Linked DNA regions of Mus musculus: region 2 is linked to region 1. A link is a loop called in an ENCODE intact Hi-C map of the cell type or tissue named here. Cell type or tissue: gastrocnemius. All regions are shown on one strand. Links, peaks and the distances in the headings refer to the core of each region. The heading gives the core; the rest is flanking DNA.

The links. Hi-C counts contacts between places; a loop is a spot of excess contacts. Peaks named below come from ENCODE experiments on the same cell type or tissue, not always from the same donor. Only the 100,000 strongest peaks of a DNase experiment are listed, where the experiment ranks them.
Region 2: it touches region 1 in a loop (9-fold over the local background); 30 of 42 quality-filtered maps call a loop at or near these places.

What each region holds. Positions count from the first base shown.
Region 1 is chr11:62,041,173-62,053,628 of GRCm38, forward strand. Specc1 (sperm antigen with calponin homology and coiled-coil domains 1) reads left to right here. Exons shown (of 15, transcript NM_001281818.1): 3 at 1,771-1,903. Gm39988 (a long non-coding RNA gene) reads right to left here and starts at 9,252. Exons shown (of 5, transcript XR_003949695.1): 1 at 9,097-9,252; 2 at 8,083-8,183; 3 at 4,107-4,273. In gastrocnemius, for the core only: CTCF peaks have their summits at 3,683 (motif pointing left) and 6,819 (motif pointing right); DNase peaks (open chromatin) are centred at 3,659, 6,829 and 7,089.
Region 2 is chr11:62,121,641-62,134,096 of GRCm38, forward strand. Specc1 (sperm antigen with calponin homology and coiled-coil domains 1) reads left to right here. Exons shown (of 15, transcript NM_001281818.1): 5 at 6,560-6,767; 6 at 10,190-10,263; 7 at 10,636-10,814. It overlaps Gm39985 (a long non-coding RNA gene), which reads right to left. Exons shown (of 3, transcript XR_879913.2): 2 at 10,599-10,839; 3 at 7,923-8,207. Among named protein-coding and RNA genes, the nearest start is that of Gm39985, 19 kb to the right of the region's middle. In gastrocnemius, for the core only: a CTCF peak has its summit at 6,233 (motif pointing right); a DNase peak (open chromatin) is centred at 6,252.

The DNA.
Region 1 (12,456 bases), core at 2,439-10,438:
CAGGTGACAGCAGATGCTGGCGTGGATGTGGAGAAAGAGGAACACTCCTCCATTGTTGGTGGGATTGCAGGCTTGTACAACCACTCTGGAAATCAGTCTGGCGGTTCCTCAGAAAATTGGACATAGTACTACCGGAGGATCCAGCAATACCTCTCCTCGGCATTTATCCAGAAGATGCCCCAACTGGTAAGAAGGACACATGTTCCACTATGTTCATAGCAGCCTTATTTATAATAGCCAGAAGCTGGAAAGAACCCAGATGCCCCTCAACAGAGGAATGGATACAGAAAATGTGGTACATCTACACAATGGAGTACTACTCAGCTATTAAAAAGAATGAATTTATGAAATTCCTAGCCAAATGGATGGACCTGGAGGGCATCATCCTGAGTGAGGTAACACATTCACAAAGGAACTCACACAATATGTACTCACTGATAAGTGGATATTAGCCCCAAACCTAGGATTCCCAAGATATAAGGTACAATTTGCTAAACACATGAAACTCAAGAAGAATGAAGACTGAAGTATGGACACTATGCCCCTCCTTAGAATTGGGAACAAAACACCCATGGAAGGAGTTACAGAGACAAAGTTTGGAGCTGAGATGAAAGGATGGACCATGTAGAGACTGCCATATCCAGGGATCCACCCCATAATCAGCATCCAAACGCTGACACCATTGCATACCCTAGCAAGATTTTATTGAAAGGACCCAGATGTAGCTATCTCTTCTGAAACTATGCCGGGGCCTAGCAAACACAGAAGTGGATGCTCACAGTCAGCTAATGGATGGATCACAGGGCTCCCAATGGAGGAGCTAGAGAAAGAACCCAAGGAGCTAAAGGGATCTGCAACCCTATAGGTGGAACAACATTATGAACTAACCAGTACCCCGGAGCTCTTGACTCTAGCTGCATATGTATCAAAAGATGGCCTAATCGGCCATCACTGGAAAGAGAGGCCCATTGGACACGTAAACTTTGTATGCCCCAGTACAGGGGAACGCCAGGGCCAAAAAGGGGGAGTGGGTGGGTATGGGGGACTTTTGGTATAGCATTGGAAATGTAAATGAGCTAAATATCTAATAAAAAATGGAAAAAAAAAAAAGAAAGTGTCCCACAGACATGCACACAGGCCAATTGAAGGTCCCTCTCCCAAGTGTGTCATATTGACAACTGGAATGAACCAATCTAGTCTACTTGGCAAGTCCTAGGCCAATGAGACCGTTCATCAGAAACGAGGTGTACAGTGGTTATTCTCTGACCTCTACATGCATGTGCACACTCGTGTACAAACATGAACATGTACGCAGAATAGCAGCTAGAGAGATGCTCTGAGTCTCAATAGAGACTTTGGACTTTTGGACTGTTAAGACTTTGGGCCTCAATGTGGTGAGCACATACGTGAAGGGTTGGTTATACTGTGTAGCACCAGGTGACTCTTGCTCAAGCTGGAGGGCCCTCTTTCTGTCTTAAGTGCAGGAATTTGATGGAGTCATCTGAGATTTTTTTCTCCTTCACGTGTTCTAGTCTAGTTAGGTTTTATAGGCTTAAAATGGATTGATCAGTGTTACTACTATATCAGAGGTCATGTTAGCCCCCTAACTTATTCACTGAAGGCAGAGTGTAGCTCCATGCTATCAGGGGCTGAGCTAAGTGCCTTTTCCCTTTGCGTAGTCTCTGTTATTCTACCTAAACTACTGGCCCTGGTGGGCATTGAGTTCCTCACCGTGTCTGCCCTCTCAGCTTCTCTCCCACTTTTCTCTAGCTCAAGAGGGCCAGCAGCGAGGACACACTCAACAAACCTGGAAGTGCCTCTTCAGGGGTGGCGAGACTGAAGAAGACCTCAACCTCCGGAGCCATCTCTGAGCTCACTGAGAGCCGCCTGAGGAGCAACACAGGTAGGAGGAACCTCCCCGGCCAGCTTGTTTTGTAGAAGCTCTTTTTGACTCATGATCCCTCCTCTGATCGCCCTGGCCTGGAGCTGCTCTGGGGGCATAGTCTTTTCCTGCAGAGTCTGTATACTGGGGAGGCAGGCAGAAAAACAGAAAAGCATCGGTTTGCCCTGTCACCCCAGGAGTCCATTTGTCACCGGTGTGTGTTCGTGTGTTCGTGTGTGTGTGTGTGTGTGTGTGTGTGTGTGTGTGTGTGTGTGGCCATCTTGGGTGCTGGCAATGATGGCAGTGGATCGTGGAAAGGCCCAAGATGAAGAACAGCCAAGGTCCTCCTTAACCATGATGCGTGTAAGCGAGTGCTACACTTTCTGCCTTTGACACATGTCACAAAAATATCACATTCCAAAGATGTATTTTAACTTATTCTTCCTTCAGGAAGTTTAATGTGAGGACTGAATGTGGCTTTGGTTGTAAGAAGGGCCCATATTTCTGTATAATGACTTAGCTGTTTTAAAGACTGAATTCATATTAAATACAACAAATGAAAGTAAGCTTATCTTCACCGAGTAATCCTGTGTTCCCGAAGTTCAACAGATGCCACTAAAAGTAAGTAATTAATTAAAAAGTAACGCCAGCCTTGTTCTCAAAATTAATACCAAAACAAGACATTAAAATGTTAGCAAATGCTGTCCAAAAAAGTTTAAAAGGGCAGTAGCAGACAGCAAAACCGAGCGGATTTGTGCCATCTAAGAATGAATGAATGAGGGTCTTGGGAGATGGCTCAGTGGTTAAGTGTTTGCTGCTCTTCCAGAGGACCAGGTTCAGTTCTCAGCACCCACGCCGTGGCTCACAGCTATCTGTAACTCTAGGATCCAACACTCTCTCCTGACCTCCATGGGCACCGCCCACATGTGATGCACAAACATACATGTCGGCAAAACATGCATATACATAAGATACAATTCAATCTTTTTTAAAGATGAGCCAATGAATGATTGTTATCATTTTATAATCTGCCAGGCATATCATAGGCCAAAGAAAAGCCATATGGTCATCTCGATAGATATGGGAGATGGAGCTGTCAGATTTAGCCACCATCCTGATTTAATAACAAACTCTTGATAGACCATTGGACAGGATGCGTGTGGGGGAGCACTTCTAGCAAAGAAGTATGTGTCTTGCTGCATGTGACAACACACACCTGTGGTCCCTGATGCTCAGACAGGGGTGTCTCCTGAGTTCACAGGTTCAAGCCTAGTTAGGTAAGACAGAGACTTCACACCAAAAACAAATAAACTGCACTCAGAAAATGTGGCAGGAGGATCAGGAGCTCAGAGCCAGCCAGGGTTACATGGTGCCTTGTCTGAAAGAAAAAAATGAATAGTTCTTTGATCAGTGACTGGTTAGAAAATATAATGTTGGAAGAAATGATCTCATGTAAGAAAGGATGGAAGGTGGCACACTGAGCAATAAATTTAGTTATTTAAGAGCCTGCACATTTAAGAGAAGTCTAACACCCCTTTGAAGAGCACAACTATGTCCTTGTGAATAAAGGCAAGGACATGCGTGGGTTTGGGATAGGAAGTTAAATATAGTAAAGACTAAATTCAGTAGTGCCACGTATTAAATGCAATAAGGGTGTCTCATGATTTCATCAATTCATTTGCATCCTAACTAACATATCAGTGTGGAACTGGGAGCAGCCAACAAGCAGCCAACAAGCACCAGGCCTGGCTGAGGAATTTAGGTTGTCCTGACTAGGAGGCTACACTTCCACCTAGTGGATAGAGGGCAGAGATGCTGCTAATCGGAGAATGTACAGGACAGCCAGAGTGTCCTGACTGACTGGGTAGGTCTCTGCTGGGATCTAGCAACATCCCAGGGAAGTTCTGAGGAAGAGCAATTCAAAGACTAACCACAGTAAGCAGAGGCAATACTGTGGAGCCATGGTGGGCAGCCAGGATCCACGAGCATATTTGGTACAGGGTAAATAAAGGTGGTTTGTGGCAAGTTGGAGCCTGTGGGTGTGGCTCAGGGTCAAGCTTTAGTTCAGCAGGTAAGAGGCCCTGAGTTCAATCCCCAGCACTGAAGAAAGGCCAAATAGAGGAAGTTAAGTTAAAACTGGATTACCCTGAAAAGTAAAACTGGATCTCATCTCATTCTTCTTACAAAAATAAGTCACAGGGATGTGGGAGAGTACAATGCTTACCGTGCAAGCATGAAGACCTGAGTTCTGTGCCTAGTGCCCATGTGTGAAGCCAAATGAGGCAGTGCTTGCTTGTCACCTCAGCACTGGGGAAGTGGAGACAGGTGGATTCCCAGGGCCTGCTGACCAGCCAGCCTGCCAAGTGGTGAGTCCTGGGTTCAATGAGAGACCTGTGTCAAAAAAACAAAAAACACAAACAAAAATAAACCAAAAAAAAAAAAAAAAAAGTGGAGGGCGATCACAGAAGACATTCAGTGCTTCATGTGGCTTCCATAGCAACACTCCTCACCTGTACGCCCATCTGTACGTGCACACACATGCAATCACACATGCACATGAATACCACAAGCACATTTGTAGACATAATACAAGTTCTGAAAATAAGGCATCAGAGAGTTAACCTGTGGTGGGGATAAAGGAGATGAAGAGTGGCTTCCATCATTAAAAAGCTGCAGAGTGCTAGAGAGATGGCTCAGCAGTTAAGAACACTTGCCATCTCAGAAGATCTGGGCTCAGCCCCCAGCACCCATGTGACAGTGCCCAGCCATCTGTAACTCCAGGCCCAAAGGGTTTGACAGGTTCTCTTGTCCTCCACAGGCACCAGGCACTCCTATGTATGAAGGTGAACACTCATACACATAAAATAAAAAAAATACTTTTGAAAGATGCTAAAGAGATTATTTACAATATATGCAAGTTTGTAAAGACTATTCAAACCCATAAAGAAAACTGCAGAACAATGTGTAGCTCATATAAAAAAGAAGTGGCTATTCCACAGAAAAATAGTAAACTTCCCTTGTAGTTGAGGAGCTACTAGTCAGAACAATAACTCTCTCTATGGCGCACCCTGGTGAGAAAATCCCAAACAGGTAACCCTTGCGACCATGACTATGGGTACAGAGAGCAGGTACACTGCTTATGACAGTTTGGACAGCTTGGCAGCACCTGAGGCTTGTTGGTTTGGCTGGCCAGTGAGGCCCTGGGATCCTCCTGCCTCTGTGTGCCCAGTGAGCACTATTTATATGCATTACAGGCTTGGCCTGCTATCCCTGCCTTTCTTACATGGATTCTGAGGACTGAAACAGGTCCTCATGTTTGTGTGGCAAGCCCTTTACAGGTTTAGCCCTTGATCTGTCCTCCTAACCCGTAACGTTTTCCATTTGTATTAGTACGTATTTGACTCAGCACATTACAGATGCTCAGGCTGGATCCCAATGCTCTTCAGGTGCTGTGTTTGCTCTAGGACTGACCTACACCCCAGCCCGTCTACTGCTTATATTCAACATGAGTGCTGTGTGTGTGTGTGTGTGTGTGTGTGTGTGTGTGTGTGTGTGAGAGAGAGAGAGAGAGAGAGAGAGAGAGATCGTCTTACATGCTGGCAAGACGTAATGCAATTCTCTGGAAATTCATCTGTGAATTCTAGGAAATTAAGGAAATGCTGCCAGCATGTAGATAATCTCTAAAAGTTAGGCAAGCTTGTAACTTACATAGAGGCTCATGGGAAGGTGTCTTAATGCCATTTACTCTTAGGGTACAGACTTTTGACTTGTTTGCTCTGATGCATAGAAGGTAGTACTGTTGTTGTTGTTGTTTTCTTTCAAGTATAGTAGTTTATCTCCTGGTTAATTTTTTATTTTTAAACTATATATATACATATATATGTATGTGTATATATGTGTGTATGTATGTATATATACATACATGTATGTGTGTGTGTGTGTATGATACTGCAATGACTAATATTCATGATCAAATGTGACTGGATTGGAATAATGTAGGAGACACCTAGATGAAGTGGGGTCTTGGACTGAATGAAAAAAGATAAAAGGAGAAAGCAAGCAGAATGCCAAGCGAGCAGAATGCCAGCATTCATCCCTCCACTTCCTGAATGCAACATGTCCACCCACACTTCCATGAGCGTGCCTTCCTGCCCCGAGGGACTGTACCCTCAAGCCATGAGTGGAATTAATTCTTCCTTCCTTAAGTTGCTCCTTGCTGGGCTTGTCACAGGGACAAGGAAAGCCCCTAGGACAGGTGCAGAGACAGTTTATATGTATCCTGTGTGAGTAGATCTGGTCATTGGCCTATTACCTGCCCTGCCCACCATTTCTTTGTTTAGATTTGCCTTGCACTGTGATTCTAAACCTATAACTAGCCAGTATCACATCTCAGGCCCCTCTGCACGCTCAGTCTGAACCTCACCAACTCAGTGATTGACACATGGTAGGCAGGATGGGAGTTGCTTCCATAAGCGTAGGGTGGGAGGCTCATATCTTTTCTTTTTCATTTTTCAAAGACGGTGCCCAGTTTCCCCTGTTCCCTATAGTACTGCTAGAGTTTGCTTCAACAAGAACAATCAATGGAGCACCTACTAGGTCTGGCCCACCACCTGCAGCCCTGCTCCCTGCTCCCCTGCCATCTGCTCCCCTGCCTGCCTCCCCTCCCAATGGTCTCTCAGACCTGTTGATACTTCTTCCTCAGGCAGACTTAGGGCTCTGGTCTGAACTATCACATGTCCACCTTGAGCACTCACTTTTGGACTTTATGTTGTGGATCTGAGTGTGTTAGATCTTCTTCCTCTTATCCCTGAAGTGCCCTTTATATGTGTGTGTTCTCCCCAAAATGTGAGCTGCAGAGTAAGGAACTTTTAGAGTCCTTGTGCCAAGAGCTACCTCTCAAGTCAACAGGACTCAGGGAAGCGACTGCTGTGGTAGACGAGAGCCACCAGGTGGCAGCCTTGTCCAAAATACTGATAAGCTGGAGTCTTGGTTCTATGGGGAGCTGCTACCTTCAGAAATAATGATTCTTTAATCAACAAATATGTCTGAACACTTACTCCATATTCAGCACGGTTCTGGGGAAAGGGTACCAGGACAAAGATCTCTGTCTCCATTAAGCTACCCGAGCTTCTGAGAACATGATCAAGGGAGACAGTAGGCTGGGAAGGACCACCGTGGCAGGGTTGACAGTTTGGGGCAATGGCCTGTGCCCACCAGTGTCTGGCACAGTCTGGGAGCAGAAAGAAGGGGCTACAGAAGAACCAGCGGCAGAGCAGGCAGGCATGGGTGACTTCTGCAGGATCCTCTGGAATAGGGACAGCCCCCGAGTTCATGCCCTAAGAAATCCTTCGGCTGCTTTTTGAGAGTAGACAGGTGGACTGGGAAGACCAGATGGCTAGCTGCTGTCATAAACGAGGAAACAGTCATTACAGCCTGGGCTAGGCTGGGAGCTGGAACAGCAGGCAGGCTCTGGGTATATTTTGAAGAGTAAAGCCAACCAGCCTAGTAATGCCCTGATCTTCTTTACTGTGCACATAAACACACATAAAATTCTCTCTTTTAGACATTTTTAAAAATGGCATATCTTATTCCTTTATTTCATGAATGTGTGCGTGCATTTCTCGTAGTTCACACGTTGAGGTTAGAGGACAGACATGGGGGTCAGTTCTCTTCCCACGTGGGTTCTGGTGTGTGAACTCAGGTTGTCAGGTTTGGTGGCTAGTGCGGTTAGCTGCTGGTCCTCTTTTAGCTAGTTTTTGTTGTTGTTGTTTTTGTTTTTCGAGACAGGGTTTCTCTGTGTAGCCCTGGCTGTCCTGGAACTCACTCTGTAGACCAGGCTGGCCTCGAACTCAGAAATACGCCTGCCTCTGCCTCTCAAGTGCTGGGATTAAAGGTATGCGCCACCACACCTGGCTCTCTTTTAGCTATTTTTAAGAATGTAGCCCACTCCCTTCACAGATGCCATTGTGGTTGTTTTGTTTTTTGCTGTGCTTTGCAGACACTGGACGTACATTCTGCTACCCAGCTCCCTTACAGCCCTACGTGTGAATGTAGAGATCCCACACACATCCACATTGCCACACAAGCCTTCACGCCATCTTTTTCCAAACCGCTTCATCTTAGAGAACTGAAGCCCTGTGCTCAGCCAACACCCAGCCCACCCAGCCCCTACAACTCTTATTCTGGGTCTGTCTTTGTACCTGGTTCCTCAGCATAGACCACAGTGTGTGCTGAGGCTGGCTTCTTTCATTCCATAAGATGTCCTCACCAGTATCCATGTTGCCACATGTGCCAGCATTTCCTGTTTTTTTAAAGCCAGATTTTATTGTGGTGTATGTTCTTACCACATCCCCTCACTTTCTTCCTCTTGGCTGTTATGAATTGCACTGCTGTGGTCCTATCTCCTGGCAGCTTATATGATCCACATGGGGTCAGATTGTTGCTTATGGTAGTAGCAATGGGACCCTGAGGGATGGGATGTGTGTATGCATGGCCAGGAAGGTCCTGTGGCCATGTAATGGATGACTGAGAACTGGTTCTCATGTACTTGGGGAGCTCATGGAGATGACGCCACACATCATACATGGAGGGCTGACAGGAAAGAATCCTACCATTTTTAACTGACACCAGTGCTTTCTAAAAGTTAAATAGGAATTAAGCTTAAGCACTGCTTTGATCCAGCTACACTCCACTGCTCATGGAATCTTAGACATCTTAGTTTTGTTATTGAGTGCAAAGTTGTGATTCCAAAGTCACAATAGGCACACCTTTAATCCTGGCACTCAGAGGCAGCTCTGGTCTCTGCAAGTTCTAACCTACCTACTCTGCATAGTGAGCTCTTGGCCAGCCAGCAAGGGCTACATACTTTTTATTTTTTAAGGCCGTTTCCAAGAAGGTATCTGTGACTTCACAGGACACATAGCCATCATTCTGTAGTGAACTGGCTCTGACCTATGATGCCCGTCCTTGCTAACAGAGGAGAGGTCTAGCCTGTGCTCCAGCTAGGTGCTGGCCCCTCCCCCATAGTATATAGCTATACTCAGCATTCCTCAGGAATGAAGAGAAAGAGGTTCAGGCAGACTTGATAGCTCTCCCAGACTAAGATCCAGAGCCGGATCCTGGACTCCTTCCTGCTGCAGGCTTCACTGCAGTGTGGGACCCCCATTTCTTCCCTCTGTTATAGACCTACTGTTTCCCATGCCGACACTGCTTACTGTGTGCTGTCTCCGGTTTTTCTTTACTGTAGTTCTATGAGGCAGTACCATCTCATCCCTCAGGCCAGAAGACAGATCAGAAAGGCAGATAGGAGCCAACTGTCTCCATCCACATCCAGGAAATGCTGGGACCAAGCCACAGAGGCTTAGAGGAAACTAGGGTATGGTGGCTTGTGGGAGCAGGTGTAGGAAAAAAAATGGTGGTGGTGGTGTTGGGGGTGACAGCCAATAGGATGGGATAGGGAGCTAGACCCTGGAACACTCCCACAGGAAGAGTGCCCGAGGCAAGGAAGTCAGCAGTTAAGAGTTTGGCTGAGGTCAGCTGTGGATAACAGGAAGAGGGGGAACCAGGCCCTGCTACAGGAATGTGAAAAATGGAAGAGATCTATCCCCTCAGCAGCCAGAAGAGAGGGTGGGATAGAGGAAGATCACCGGCCACATGTGCCTCAACTGCTGTGGTAAAGGTGGTGGGAGAGTTACACAGGCCTCAGCTCAGATATGAGCTCAGCTGGAGGCCATGCCCTCAGAATGAGTTCATTCTGAGCTCCAAGGAGCCCTGGTGTAGGATTGAGCGAGAGGGTGGGGCAGGTCAAAGGTCAGAGTCCATCTGGAAAGTCAGCAAGATAGCAGGGTTAAGAATGAGTTCGTTGTTTTCACACTTCAGAAAGACCGCTTAATCATGAATGAATACGCTTTTGTAGTAAAAGACCCATTTCAAATTTAAATTCAAATTCATTTTCCTATGCTTAATGTGTCTTCAAATTATGAAAAGTACACTTAACAGGATCTAGAATTCTTGTGACAGGATCTAAAATCACCTAGGAGACAAGACACACCCTTGAGGCATTCCTAGGTTTACCTCTAGGCTTTAGTGAGTATCTTGATCTGGCTAACCGAGGTGGGCAGACTCACCCTAAGAGTAGGCGGTACTATCCCTGGGCTCTGGTTCTGGTCTGCTTGAAAAGGGGGAAACCACTGAATACAAGCATTCATCACTCTCTGCTTCTCTTTATTGCTTTTTAAAATTTTTATTTATTTAATCTGTCTCTGTCTAATCAATCTCTGGGGTGTTTGTGCCTGTATGTATATGCACGAACACACTTGCGTGTGTGTAGTGGTCAGAAGAAGGCCATCGGGTGTCCTTTTCTGTCACTCCTTATTCTTTTGAAGCAGGGTCTCTCCCTGAGCTAGCCTGTGTTATGATCTAAGCAATGGACACCATAAAGTCACACCACGTGTCAGATCTTATGTGGGAGGTTTATTGGGGAGAGGTTGTACAGAGGCTCCTCTGGGCAAGGGTGGAGGGAAGAAGACAGTGAAGAGGAGGAGGAAGCACTGGCCTGTTATAAGGGGATGTGGCTCATTTGCAGGGGAGGATGTGAGGCTCGCAGCAACCGTAGGAAGGTGTCACATCTTGACTGTTAGTCATGATGCTAGTGATGATGCACCCTGCTGTCACTGGGTCCCTCGGGGTGTTATACATAACAGCCTAGAACCCAACAACCCTCAGCACCTTCCTGAATCTGCCCCACTTGGAGCTGGAGTACAGGCATGGGTGGGGTGCCTGGCTTGTTAATGGGTGCTGGGATCCAAACTTCAATCCTCAGGACTTGGGGCAAGCACTCCTAACTGCTGAGCTGTCTTTCCAGTTCAGTACTTTGCTTCTTCTCTGCAGATACAATGAGATCAGCTGGCTTCTCCAGCTCCTGCTACCATGGCTTCACTGACATTGTTATACACCGCGTTGCAACTCAGTCTCCTCCCACAATCCCTAACCCACTCGTCTATCTTCTGTCCCTATGTGTAAGCTGTTATAGCTTTTCTGAGGTCATGCTATGTATGTCCTTCTGTGATATATCTCTTGACATGTGTCTTCGAGGTCCATCCAACCTGTAACCTATGTCAGGATATCCTTTCTTAATCTTAAAGAGGGAGGGGACATCCATAGGCCCTTACTTGTATTGTTCTTAGCCAGCTTTGGCCATTTCCCATGCATGGTTGTCTTAGTTAGGGTAACCATTGCTCTGAAGAGACACCATGACAAGGCAACTCTTATAAAGGCAAACATTTAATTGGCGCTGGCTTAGAGTTTCAGAAGTCCAATCCATTCTTATCATGGCAGGCATGGCGCTGAAGTAGGTGAGAATTCAACACCTTGTTCTGAAGGCAAACAGGAGAAGATTGGCTTCTAAGCAGCTAGGAAGATGGTCTCTCAAAGCCCACCCCTACAGTGACACACTTCCTCCAACAAGGCCCCCTCCTAATAGTGCCATTTTCTGGGCCAAGCATATTCAAACCATCACAATAGTCCTCCATGAAGTGTAGTCAAAAGCAAAGGAATCCTGCATGACTCTCGGCAGGTGCTTCATATAGAGGCTTCACCCTGTAGCTCAGTTTCTTTCTGCATGGTGGACATTTTGTAAAAGCATCCTTTAATGTCCTGAAGTGAAATTGATGAGTCTATAAATGTGGCTGAAAAAAAAATTAATGCCTTACCTGAACTATAGAAGAGAAAGAATAGGAAACCAGATCCTAATGAAGTAGCATTGTGGATGAGCAGCAGGCCCCTGGCTCCCTCAGAAGGAGGGGAATGCCTACACACTGTATAGACTCTGTCAGAAGAAACTGCTGCACATGAGACTGACAGCACCAGCCAGCAAGCCGCGCTAAGCAGTGCTGCAGGAGGGCATTCTGAACTACCAAGAACAGGTGGGTAACTTCCTTTGAGGGGAGGATAGTTCCATGTTCCATTTTGAGGTGATTCAGGGTAATCGTGTTCTGCAAAGCTGCTCCTGTGTCTCTATGTAGAGCAACTAGAGTATCATCTCCATCATTAAAAATAGTCTCCCTCCCTCAGGGAAACAGGACAGGGCTGAGGTGTGGCACACTCTAGCTCTTGCCAGCTTACTTTATTTATAATGTTCTGATCAGTAATTAAATGTTCTAGTGAAATGGACCATGGTTAAGGGATTTCAGATGGCTTAGTAGGTTGTAGACCTGATGGAAATAATTTTCTAGCTCATTTTCATTGTTTTTAATCAGTAGAGAACACGTTTTATTTTTATTTTATTTATTTTAAAAAAACACTTTTTTTGGACAGGGTCTTAGCATGTAGCCTTGGCTGACCCGGAACCCACTACGTGGCACTGGCTGGAACTTGCCACCATAGCCTTGCCTGTCTAGAATTTTCCTTATAGAATCGGCTGACCTCTAACTCATGGAGATTCATCTGGAGGGCGAATTTTATGTGCCAAATCTTTGCTTCTCAGCTTTTCCTCTGAATTGTACTTTAGTATTTTTTCATTTCTGTCACTCTGCAATGTGTGACCCTTTTCTGGTTCTGAAAATGGTTTCCAAAAT
Region 2 (12,456 bases), core at 2,351-10,350, 80 kb after region 1:
TTTGGATCTTTAGGTTTGACTCTGCCACATTCCGAGTGACCATTCATCACTGGCCTTCTGTCTCTGGCTTTCTTCATTTAGCATGGTGTTTGTTTGTTTGTTTTTCCCCAAGGTAAATCCATGGATGATCTGTGTCACGACTTCATATCTTCTTCCTGGCTAATAGTGCAGTGTACAGATATGCTGCCTTTTGCATATCCGATCAGTTAAACATTAAGGTTATTTTTCATTGTCTTTTGAAGCCCACACTTTTCCATTTTGATTTTGTGAAATTCATTTAGTTGGTTTGACGGTTCTGTTTTATTTTGTTTTGTTTTTCTTTTTTAAATGTTTTTAATTTATTTTGCTTTGGATACATGTGTCACAGCTTACATGTAGAGGTCAGAGTTTGTGTTCCCATACAGGTTCTCTGAACCAAACTCAGGTCAGGTTGGTGACAGGTGTCTTTACCCTGTGTTGTCTTGATAATGGCCTGATCTGCGGAATTTAAAAAATTAATTATGAAAAAAAGAAAACAAAAGTTGTGTGGTGGTGATACACACCTTTAATCCCAGCACTTGGGAGACAGAGGCAGGCAAATCTCTGAGTTTGAGGCCAGCCTGGTCTACAGAGTGAGTTCCAGGACAGCCAGGGCTACACAGAGAAACCCTGTCTCGGAAACCCGATGATGATGATGATGATGATGATGATGGTGGTGGTGGTGGTGGTGGTGGTGATGATGATGATGATGGTGATACATTTATAGTTGAGAAAGATTATCTGGCCACAGATGAGAAAGCCAAGGGCTGACTAGGCTGGGCTGGGAGGACGAGGAATGGAGAGACATTTAGATGACTAGGAGTTGGGCCCAGTAGGGTTTGCTGAGTATTGATTTGTTATTGGGGACTGCAGAAGGAGCTATTCATTGCCTGTACAGACCTAGGCCTGAATGACTGTAAAGGTGGTTGTGCTGTTTCCTGAGAAAGCACATAGAATCCAAACATGAGGAGAGCTATCTGGGAGCAGGAACAATCTTCAGACACTCACCAAGGCTTTCTTCTGCTCCTGTCCCTACAGTCACTGACCTCATGTTGATGGCTGCTCAGCTTCTAGGCCAAAGTGCCTCCTGTGTCAAGACCTGTGCTTCTCTTTGCCCCTCCTTCCCTTTAGAAACAGTAAAAATGTATCTAATAGTAATGTCCTGATGTACATTCTGAGTTTTATAAAGTTAAACTTGATTGGAGGAGGCACTGTTGCAAAGGGTCGGAGAGGACTAGCCCGAGGGTTCAGTGGTTAGGAGCACTGGCTGCTCTTCCAGAAGACCTGGGTTCAATTCCCAGCACCCACATGGCCCTTAAAACTGTCTGTAACTTCAGTTCTCAGAGGTCTGAGAACTTTCTAGCCTCTGTGGGTTGTAGGCATGCTCATGGTACATAGACATATATACAGGTTAAATACTCTTCCATATAAAAATGAAATAATTTTTAAAGAAGAGAAAGGGGTAGGAAAAACTTGTAACTTCTTTGTTCCCTGTTCTAATTTTTTTTTTAGTTTAGTTTAGGTTTTTTTTTTTTTTTTTTTTTTTAGTTTTTAGTATTCAAAATTACTTAATGGACATTATAATAACCAAATTTAGTAAAGTGGTCAACTCCTCTGGCTGGACATGGCAAGGCCCTGGACTCATCATTGATGCTGCCAAAACAAAGCCTCCGAGCTGACATCTGGACACAAGAAGCAGCAGTTTTACGAGCCAGACCTCCTCCTCTGGGCTGCACCTCCTCCATGTGCTCATTTCTGATAGAACTCTTGACACAACTTCAATGTTACTAGAATTTATTGCAGTGACCTAGCTCTAATCCTGTCCTGCTCTGTAATTTGTGTACGATTATTTGAATAGAATATGAAATGATTTCTCAAAGGCAGAGTCATTTTTCAAGATGCTGTCTTTGCCATCAGAACCTACTAAACCCAGCTGTAAACTAAAATATTTAGACTCCATTTTCAACTCACACCATGCTTTTACTCTTAATGTAATGGATTTTTGCTTCCTTATGTATTGGTGATAATGTTATATTGGCCATAGGTTTGTTTCCTTATCTGCTTTATTCTACATTCTCTGTCCTGGGGCCAGTTTGAGCTATGATAAGGGCTTGATTCATAGTTGATCTCCAGCTTGATGTCCATAGTGCTAGTTCATCATGATAAACTAAAGGAGACTGTATGGATTCATGTTACAAAAATCATTATTCTACGTAATCCAGTCACCCAGTTCTAACGCCATCACGGCCAGTTATTTATACCTGTCTCTCCTGTGGGAGAGATTACAGATAAGTATATGGCAACACAACCTTCTCTCGTCTCCACCCAGGCTTCCACTCTCTTTTACTCCACTATTGAGAATCAATGACAAACCTAACTGGAGCCCCTTCCAAGATGGCTCTCTCTGGGTAGTGTTTCATATGGCTAATTCATTGAGAAAATAGAGACCAGGGCCTTTACAGCTGGGTCAGTATAAAGGTAATGCTAGGTGTGGCCCTCTCCCAGAAGGGTCAGTGGATGCCATCATGAGATAGTGTCAAAACTCCACTGCTTCATGGCTTTCCCACACTGAGATTAAGGAGCACTCCTCAAAATATTTCCTATGTGCACATGTCCTTCTCCAAGGAAACTGACCTGCAACAGAACTTTTCCCCCAAGTTCAAAAATGTCCCAGAGCTTGGAGGAAGTGGTGACATTTGCTAAGATTCCAGCCTGGTCTGACCACAGCTTACTAGGTCGCTACCTGGGTTTAGTCGTTGTTGGTGAATCAGGGAGGACTCTTGATGTCCTCTTACTGAGAAATCGTGGTGATCTGTTTGAATCTGACTAAATAGTTAGTTTTCAAAGATGAAAGATGCTTGCAGAGCTTGGGAGTGACTTCTGTTTTTCAAAAGACTCACCAAAAACCAAGTTTGGATGTCTGAAAGTGGAATTCCCAAATTAGAAAAACTAAACTCAAAGTTTGCATTGCTAGGCAGCAGAAAGGCTAGGATCACAAAAAGGGCATTTTAGAACTCCGGTGGTCATAAATACAGGGCTTTGTTCTCTGCTGTTTGGTTGCTGAATTTTCTAAAATTCTTTATTTGTGTTTGTGTGTGGATATGGCACTTGTGTGAATGTACCTGTGGAGGCCAGAATAGGGCATCAGATCATTGGAGCTGGAGTTGCCACCCAATGTGGGTTCTGGGAACCAAAATCAGGTCCTTTGGAAGAACTGTATGTGCTCTGGGCCATGTCTCCAGCCCACATTCTTCTTTTAAAATAATTTCCCTATATATGTTTGTTAATTTATAAAACAAACATAATCTGAAAATAATAACGTTGTCCCTATGAGATGAAATGGTAAAACTACTCTTTTAAAAAAACTAAGTTTTTTGACTGAGTGTAGTGGCACAGGCCTTTAATCCCTGCCCTTTGGAGGTAGAGGCAAGTGGGTCTGCCAGGTCTAAATAGTGAGCTCCAGGACAGCCAGGACTATGTAGATATGGAGCAAGATATGATTTGTAGGCTCATCAGCTCTGACTCTCTGTACTTCTGTCCCCTCCCCATGCATGCCACCCCTTGGTGTTCATGATCATGAGGTATAGGAAATAAAACCAGAGTCTCTGAGGGTCATCAGTCTCAGATGCACTCAGAGACCTCATTCAGGATGCTTGGCCACTTTCCTCATGATAGTGCCCAGTTTTACTCTGTGCCCTTAGTATTCCCTGCTAGTCCTGTGCATGTTTCTGGGTTCCAGGTGACATGCTTCTGCCTGAGGAGTCCAGCCATGAGCCCATAAGACTCAAAGTTTACCTTCCAAGGCTGCCTTTCAGACAGTAGCTTTCTAAAATCTAAAATGTAGGGCTTCAGGGCTGGAGAGAGGACTCAGCGGTTAAGCTCTTCCAGAATACCTGGGTTTGGTTCCCAGCACCTACAAGTGCACCACAACCATCTGTAAATCTTTTAAAAAAGACAAAAAAATAGAATGTGTCTCAACTTTTAAAAAAGTCATTTTCTATGTATTATGAAGTAATCGTGATAAGATAGAAGACTTTCCACCAGCCAACTCTCATGGTTAAATAGACCTATATTTACTGTGATTCACATTATTATGTCTTTTTTGTTGTTGTTGTCTCTCTGTGTAGCCCTGGCTGTCCTGGAACTCACTTTGTAGACCAGGCTGGCCTCGAACTCAGAAATCCGCCTGCCTCTGCCTCCCAAGTGCTGGGATTAAAGGCGTGCGCCACCACGCCCGGCACATTATTATGTCTTACTTATGCATAAGACATAAGGCTATTCTGGAAGAAGGAAGTAGTTTTTATTGAGTGGTTACTATATAAGGCAAAGTTAAACTGTACCAGTCACTAATAAACTGTAAATACATTATTTCATTAAACCTCCATTGTTCAAATAAGGAAACTGAGGCAAAGGAATTAAAAGAATACAAGGTTCAGCTATGTATGGTGCGGCATGCTGTAGTCCCGGGACTAGGGGCTGAGGCAGAACTTCAGTTTTGAGTACTTAACCAGCTTAAGTTACATAAAGAGACTCTTTCCAAATAGCAATCTTAAAGTAAAGTAAAATAAAATAAAATAAAATAAAACCCCACAAATCTTGATTTGGTAGAACTGGAGTTTAAATCTTGGCATTTAGTTTCAGATTCTGTGCCCTTCGCCATTTTGGTATACTTCCGCAGCTTTAGTTTTGACAGCAGCCTGCAGTGGTATGTATGCACAGTGCAGAGCCGCAGGCTTTTGTAACTGAAGTATGACTTTTAGCTCGGGCTAAATGATGTTTGTTGGTCCTGAGGTTGTTCCTCATATTCTCATCCATCCATCCATCCATTCACCTGTCCCACCTACCAAGTGGAAAACATCACAGGATCGCCTTGTACTGTTTTACTCATCCATTCATCACATGCACATTAAGTCCTTTCTCCATGCCTAGCACTGTGCATGTGCAGAGAGAGGGTTCTGTGTACTGTTGTGAATAAAGTCGACCAGATCCCTATTCCTATAGCGTCCCCAGCCAGAACTGCAACTGGGAAAAAAAATTAGATGCAAAGTCCCCACACTTAAAAAAATTAGAAAGAAATCTATTGCATATCAAGTTTATGTTGCCTGGAAAATACCTACCTATTTATTAATGTCAGTTAAATTGCTAAAGAAAAGGGGCAGTGTTTATTGTAGCATTTTTAAAATAATAATAAAGTGGGGTTTACAGGCAGTGGATTTCCAGTATATGGTAATTAAAATAATGTAGTGCCAACTAGTAGATGGCTCAGTGGATGATTCTATGTACTAGACAATGCTTATTATACTATTTTAACATAATTTTAAATGCAGATTGATACATATTACAACAGGTTATTTGTATGTGTGGTAGATGCATTTTCACATGTATGTGGGCATGTGTAACTATGAGGACCAGAATTTGAATCCCTAGCACCCAGGTAAATGCGGGGTAAAATGATAGCTTGCCTATAATCTTAGTACTCAAGAGGTAAAGACAGGAACTTCCCATAGCAAACCAACTAGCTAGACTAGCTGAATAAAAAATTTCTGAGTTCAAGTGAGAGATCTTACCTCCGTATCTATCATGGAGAGTGATCAAGGAAGACACTGATGTCAAACTGACCACCATTCATTTGTACAAACACATGCACCCACACACTTGCCCACATACATGTGAAGATACATGCACACACACACATAATCTGCTGTAATATGTATCCATCTGCATGTACTAACATTTAAAATTATGTTGAAATAGCATAATAAGTATTGTCAGTATAAGACAAAGGCATATTACACCCTGCAGTGTAATACTTCCAAATCACCACACACATACAACCAGTTGTGTAAAGTTTTATAATACCTGTTCAAGCCTATATATTATCAAGTACTTATACACATATGTAATAAGCATGGGAAACTCTTCATGGAATAACCGCACACCAACTTTAAAACAATGTCTGTTACTTGCTGAAATGGAAAGAAAAGTTGAGGCATTAACACATTTTATTGAATTAAAAGATTCGGCAAATATGGAAAAATTTGTTAAGCTCAAGTGCATCATTATCTTGTTTCTATGTGTGTAATTAAAGTTGAGCAGGTAAAATTAATGGGAGTATTTTCTGTTTCCAGAACATTCAGATTTTTATGTTACACGTTTTATTCTTCCAAAGAAGGTTGAGATCTGTCTGTGGCTCAGGCTGCAGGAATATTGAATCTCACCAGCAGAGGGCGCTGCTCTGCAGAGAATGTGAAGAGTGGCCAGGTTTTCATGCTTCCCTGTTCTGCCCTGGGAAGGGAAAGAGTTGCCTGTACTAGGAGGCCCTTGCTTTCTGCTTATAAAAAGGGGCACAGAATCCAGGCCTTTGGACACATTGTGCATCTTTTAACATTTATAGCCTTGGCTGTGCCCAGACTAAAAACAGCAAGGAGTGGCGTACGCCAGGGCATCCAGCAAGTCTTCTACCGACCTGTGAGAGTGGTTTTTTGTTTTTGTTTTTGTTTTTTTTTCCTGTTAAACTGACACAATATTCCTTTTTCTCTAGATGGAGAAAGATTATTCGTACCTGAAAGAAGTCTGTGATCATCAAGCAGAACAGCTGAGCAGAACCAGCCTAAAATTACAAGAGAAAGCTTCAGAAAGTGACGCAGAAATCAAAGACATGAAAGAGACCATATTTGAATTGGAAGACCAGGTGGAGCAGCATCGCGCCGTCAAGTTACACAATAACCAGCTCATCAGTGAGCTGGAAGGTAAGTGGCGTCAGCCTGAAAAGGGTGCGGCGACAAAGGGGTTTCTAAGGATGTTTGGTGGCCAGGGTGTCAGAAGAGCCTGTCTTGTGAGCCCTGTATCAACTCCCTAAGAGAACTTAAAAAACAAGCATTAATCTCTGAGAAGACCACAACTCTTGAAAGAGGCAGTGCATTTGGGAAGGGTTAGATGTACCTACCTGTGCAGCTTCCTGCAGCCTCCACCTCTAGACAACCAAGCCGTCTTTGAATTCTGCTGTGACTGTGGGAGGCGTTTTCCCCTACGGATGGCCTTCAGGGTTTGAGAGTAAATTATTTACTGCCTTTGTATCAACAGTGTGTTGCCTGCACTGTCTGATGGATGAGATCTACTCAGAGTGAAGCAAACCATTGTGCCTGTGGTCAAGTCCAGCGTGTTCCCATTGGTGGCAGGATTTGGGAATCTCTCACAGATGTTAGCTGCTTGGTTTCCAAAGACACATCAGTATATGGCTTTAGGAACTCACTCCCTTGAATGGGGAAAGACATTTTTTTAAGAGATTTAAACTTCCTTTATTTTGTCTAAATCAACCTTATCAAATATCACACCTAGTTAGTTTTGCTTTTGTAACAAAAGACTTTAAAAAACAAAGATTTGTAGGGCACTAGTTACTACAAAGATGAGCTTAGTTGCCTGAGAAGTTTTCTGTCATGTACAGCCAGCCTTGGTACTCACAGATTCTGCATTCCTGAATTTACCAATTCACCAGCTCACTAGAATATACTTGTATCCCTAGATTGGTGCTTACAACACCTTCCTGGTTTGGGAAAAATGGAAAGAGGTGAAAAGTCAGAGGAAAGTCAGGAAAACCTCTGTTCTTCGCAGAGATTAAGCTCAAGAACCCTCTACTTTCTGGTCTGAATTATGATGCTGTGTACAAGGATCTCTTTTTTCTTTAAAAATATTTGTTTTTTACCTTTTATTTATTTTGGCTGTGGAGGTGGGAGGACAGCTGTGGGTATTGGTTCTTTCCTTCTACCACACGGTTCCCAGGGATCAAACTCAGTCGCCAGGCTTGATAGTATGTGTTTTACCCACTGAGCTAGCTCTCCAACCTGCAAGTGGGTTTTTTAAAACATAACAATCCTATTTAAAAACAAAAGAAAACACTCTTGTACTTTTTTTCATGGTTTTTATTTGAAATGCTCCCAGATACGATGCTGAAGTGCTGTCTACTGTCCCTAGGTGCAGAAGGCTGTGATGGTATCTATAGAAATAGGTGTGTTAGATAACATTGGTCAGGCCTGAGCTTTCGTGATGGTGAACATGAGTTCAGTGTCAGACAGCAGTCCAGGATATCCACACAGAGGAGACGGTCGTTCTTCCATCCTAACACTAGGCTTCTTTGATGCGCTGGGGAAATGCCGGTTATGCACAGTGACACATCTTCACTGATGTTGAAGCTATGAAAAGGATGGGAAAGCAAGGAACTTTAGAGATTCATGGAATGAAGATCTGTAGTTGACAGTGTCCTGGACAATAGTGTCACAATGCCAGAGACAAAACGAATTCGCTGTAACCTAGCCCAGGGCCAGCAGAACTGTCATTCATTATACACTGATTAGGCATAAGGGAAAGGATGCTTGCAGGCAAGAAAGGTTGCATAGATCAGAAAGCTACAGAAAATTGTTTAAAATACCAATTCAGTATTGCAAAAAGTAGAGAGGGAAAAAAAAGGCATCCTGATGCATATGGAACAGGGATTCTGGTGTGCAAATAGCATTTTAGATGGTGAAAACTGTGACCAGAAGCCTATAGGAATCCAACACTGTTTCCGTGGGGAGCAACAGTTCAGTATTCCTTGTTGATTGAGCACAGTGGTTTCTATGAGGGGAGCTGATTGTGTGCTCTGTGGCTGGATTAATTGACTAATACCAGAGTGACAGTGCCCGTTGTTCGTTGCCTTTGTCATGGACTGTAGAGCAGTGACACTCAGTGTCACCCAGGTTCAATAGCACTTCTTGAGAATGCAATTAAATATCTGGCCATGGCCTGTCTCCAAACATAGCACCCTCTTTGTAAAGAACAAGGTCAAAGGGGACAAGCCCTGTTTTGTTTTGCTTTGTGATTTAGCACAGTGGAGGTTGTATTGTCCCTAAATCTCTAAAAATCAGCCCAGACACACCAAGAAAACAAGTGTATAATTAATGTCCAGAGCAAATTTCAGGCCTGAATCTAGTGATTATATCATAATATATCTGAGACTGAAAATAACACAGACCGTCTTCTGAGAAGCTCTTAAACTCCTGACAGAGATATTAAGGTATTATTAAAGTATATTTGTGTCAGGAAGACAGCGACACTCAAAACCAGCCTTAGATTAATCCCTTCCTGCCATGAACTTCTTGAAAGACAAACAAAACAAGAAGAAATAAAGGAGGGGGCTTCTTACTCTGTGACATTGACCCTAAACGAAAATCCCCAGTCCCCACAAGCTGAGTCAGAACAACCTCTGGGGCAGGATGTAACTGTGCATTCTAACCTTCCCTGGGGATTTGATTCATATCCTCCCCAACCTCCCCTCCCCTCCCCTCCTCTCCCCTCCTCTCCCCTCCTCTCCCCTCCTCTCCCCTCCCCTCCCCTCCCTTCCTCTCCTCTCCTCTCCTTCCTCACTTCCTTTTTTTTTTTTTTTTTTTTTTTTGACAAAGTCACTTTGTGACTCAGGTACTAGGATTAAAAGTATGTACCACTATGCCTGATTTGATTCATATCCTTAATAGACAACTACTAGGAATTTTTGCTTGGTGATTAACATATTGATACTTAAATCTAAATGGCTCTGGTTGCAATGTAGAGAGAACTGGAGGCAGGAAGAACAAGGGACAGAATTGGTTCTTAATTAGGAAGAGGTGGGTGTGCCACCTTGGAGTTGTTCTAATCTATGAGGGCCCAGATCCTGGCTGTTGTCAGGGATTCTGGGCCCGAGGGTCTAGAGTTTATGCCTACATATCTGCCATACATGGTTCTCAGAGTTACCTGTGGCTAAGAGTGGTGATCCTAGAGGCTAGTTTCAAAGTCACAGGAGTAATAATCAGGAGAATCTCCTTTTACACCAAAGCCATCTGTATCTCAATAATAAAGACTGTCAGGAAGGTTGTGTGACTGGCAGGGAGGCCCAAGGCAGGGGTGTACTTCCCATGACTGTTGAAGCCTCCTCCCATAGGGCTGCAGGAGAGCTGTACAACTGACCTTCTGGGTTATAGCCTAAGTAAGGACCACTGTCATGCCATCTGGTTTCCTCTTGGACGACTGCTTCTAGTTCTGTCTTTAGAGTCCTTACAACATAACTTACTGTAGTGGGATGGGTTTTTAAGCCTGCTGTCTCAGCTCACCTTGTGCAGGAGCCTTTCATCTTTGTAACTCTGTCTAACTCATTTCCTTTTAGGCAGTGTGATCAAGCTGGAGGAGCAGAAGTCAGACCTAGAGCGGCAGTTAAAGACGCTAACAAAACAGATAAAGGTAAGCCGCAGACCAGGAGTCTCCTCTACCATCTTACTGGGCAGTACTCCTGTCTTAGGTTGGAGATGTTGGGAAGGTACTGTTACACTCTCCAGCCAGCTTTTCCCAGAACATCTCCAACATACATTTTTTTTTTTCTGGCAGGAAATGAAACTAAAGCAATCATTCAATTTTTAGTTACAAAGAACTCTTTGCCATCAAGGAGTTACCTCTTGTGTCTCTTTCAAGTAGTGAGGCACCATTAAAGCCAAGTCTTTCTGCTTAAGCTTCCTAATGACTGATTCTTCAGGAACTAAGCTTCAGAAACCCCTACATAGAGACCCCAGCACACTTACCTAGTGTCTGAGGTAACGTGGAGTCTGTCCTTTTCAGGAGGAAACAGAAGAATGGAGGCGATTCCAGGCAGACTTACAGACTGCAGTGGTAGTGGCCAACGACATCAAGTGTGAGGCTCAGCAGGAGCTGCGCACTGTGAAGAGGAGGTTGCTGGAGGAGGAAGAGAAAAATGCCAGGCTGCAGAAGGAGCTGGGAGACATACAGGGGCACAGCAGGTGGGTCACAGGAAGAGCCACACTTCTGTGAATCAAATGGGCACATAGTCAGTGCTTTGCTTCTTGTGAAGGAAAAAAATCTAGCCAACTGTTCTCATATGTTTAAAGAAGGGGCACCTGATAGACTTTAGTATTCATCAGCATAGGGAGAACACACTCATAAATAATAACTTGCCAAAGTCTCTACATCAGAAAAAGCTAAAATGACTTCATGGAGGAAAACTGCCATCAGATAAAGGAGCCATTCCTACCAGCCCAGGAATGTGCTTCGTGATTTCTGATCTCATGGGCTAGTTCAGAAAGGTAGAGGCACAAGGATAGACGCAAGTGTGAGACCAGCAAGGTCTAAATAGGGAGTCCAAGCTACCTTGCATCCCTGCTGTAAACAAAAACAAAGAAACAACAAAAGTCGTGTGTCTGCTGGATCCAGTGGTGCCTGATACCTGTAATCCCAGCTCTTAGAAGACAGGCAGGAAAGCTAGGAGTTCAAGTTATCCTGAGATCCATAGTGAGTTCACCAAGCTTTATTCCCAGCCCCCATCCCAGGTGCCTCACAATACATTTGCCCAATCACGTTTAAGAACGTGTTCCTAAAGCAAACTTGAAGTTGATTGGTATGGAAAATTCAAGCTGGAGAGATGGCTTAGCAGTTAAGAATGCCGGCTGCCCTCTTCAGAGGACCCAGGTTTGATTGCTAGCCAACTACATGGTGGATGACAGCCATCTGTAACTCCAGTCCCAGGGGAGATCTGATACACTCTTCTGGCCTCAGAGGGTGCCAGGCATGCATGCAGACTAAATACTCATACCCATAAGATCAATGAAATTTAAAACTGAAGTAGGATTTACAGATTTACAGATTATCTACAGCATTTTTGGCATTCGGTAATGTGGTATCTTCGCCTAATGGGAGCTTTGAGAATTCTGAGTGTTCAGAAATTATTTTGAATTTCTAAATGTTTTCAAATATAAAATACTGTCTTTTAAAGTCAAATTTAGTGGGTTCTCAATGTAAGTTTATGGAAGTTGCCTTAATCTCTGTGTTCCGGGATTAGAGGCGCTGCTTGCTGATTTGTTCCTGAGCCTTAGGGTCTGACCAGTGGTTATGGGTTTTACAGCATTGGAAAGCTAGATTCTTCTCACAATTCTCTTTTTTAGAAGTCTTTTATATTGTCTATCAAATCAGTTACAGTTATGGCCTGTTCCTTTGTTTGGCTCGAGAAGGATTCATGCAGTCTTGGAAAGTCATGACCATTATTTCATAGTCCAACTTTATTTTCTGGACACCAAAGAACACGATGATTCTGGGGTTTTTTTTTGTTGTTGCTGTTTTGTTTTGTTTTGTTTTGTTTTGTTTTGTTTTGTGTTAGTCAGAAGGGGAGTAGGAAATGAAGGTTTCTGATGTCCCCTACTGAGATGATCACAGGGTCCTCTATTTGCCTTTGTGCCTGCTATCATTGTCTGTCTGCCGTGCTTCCACATTCTATGCCTTTGGAAGAGGAACCAAACCATAACTTGCATTACTTGCTACTTGCATTATTTTAAAAATTATTGTTTTATAAAAGGCAGGCTCTACATTTCTGTGGTGACTGTGCATAGATTATTGTACAAGATGCTGCGTTTCCTGCATAGGTTCACAGAT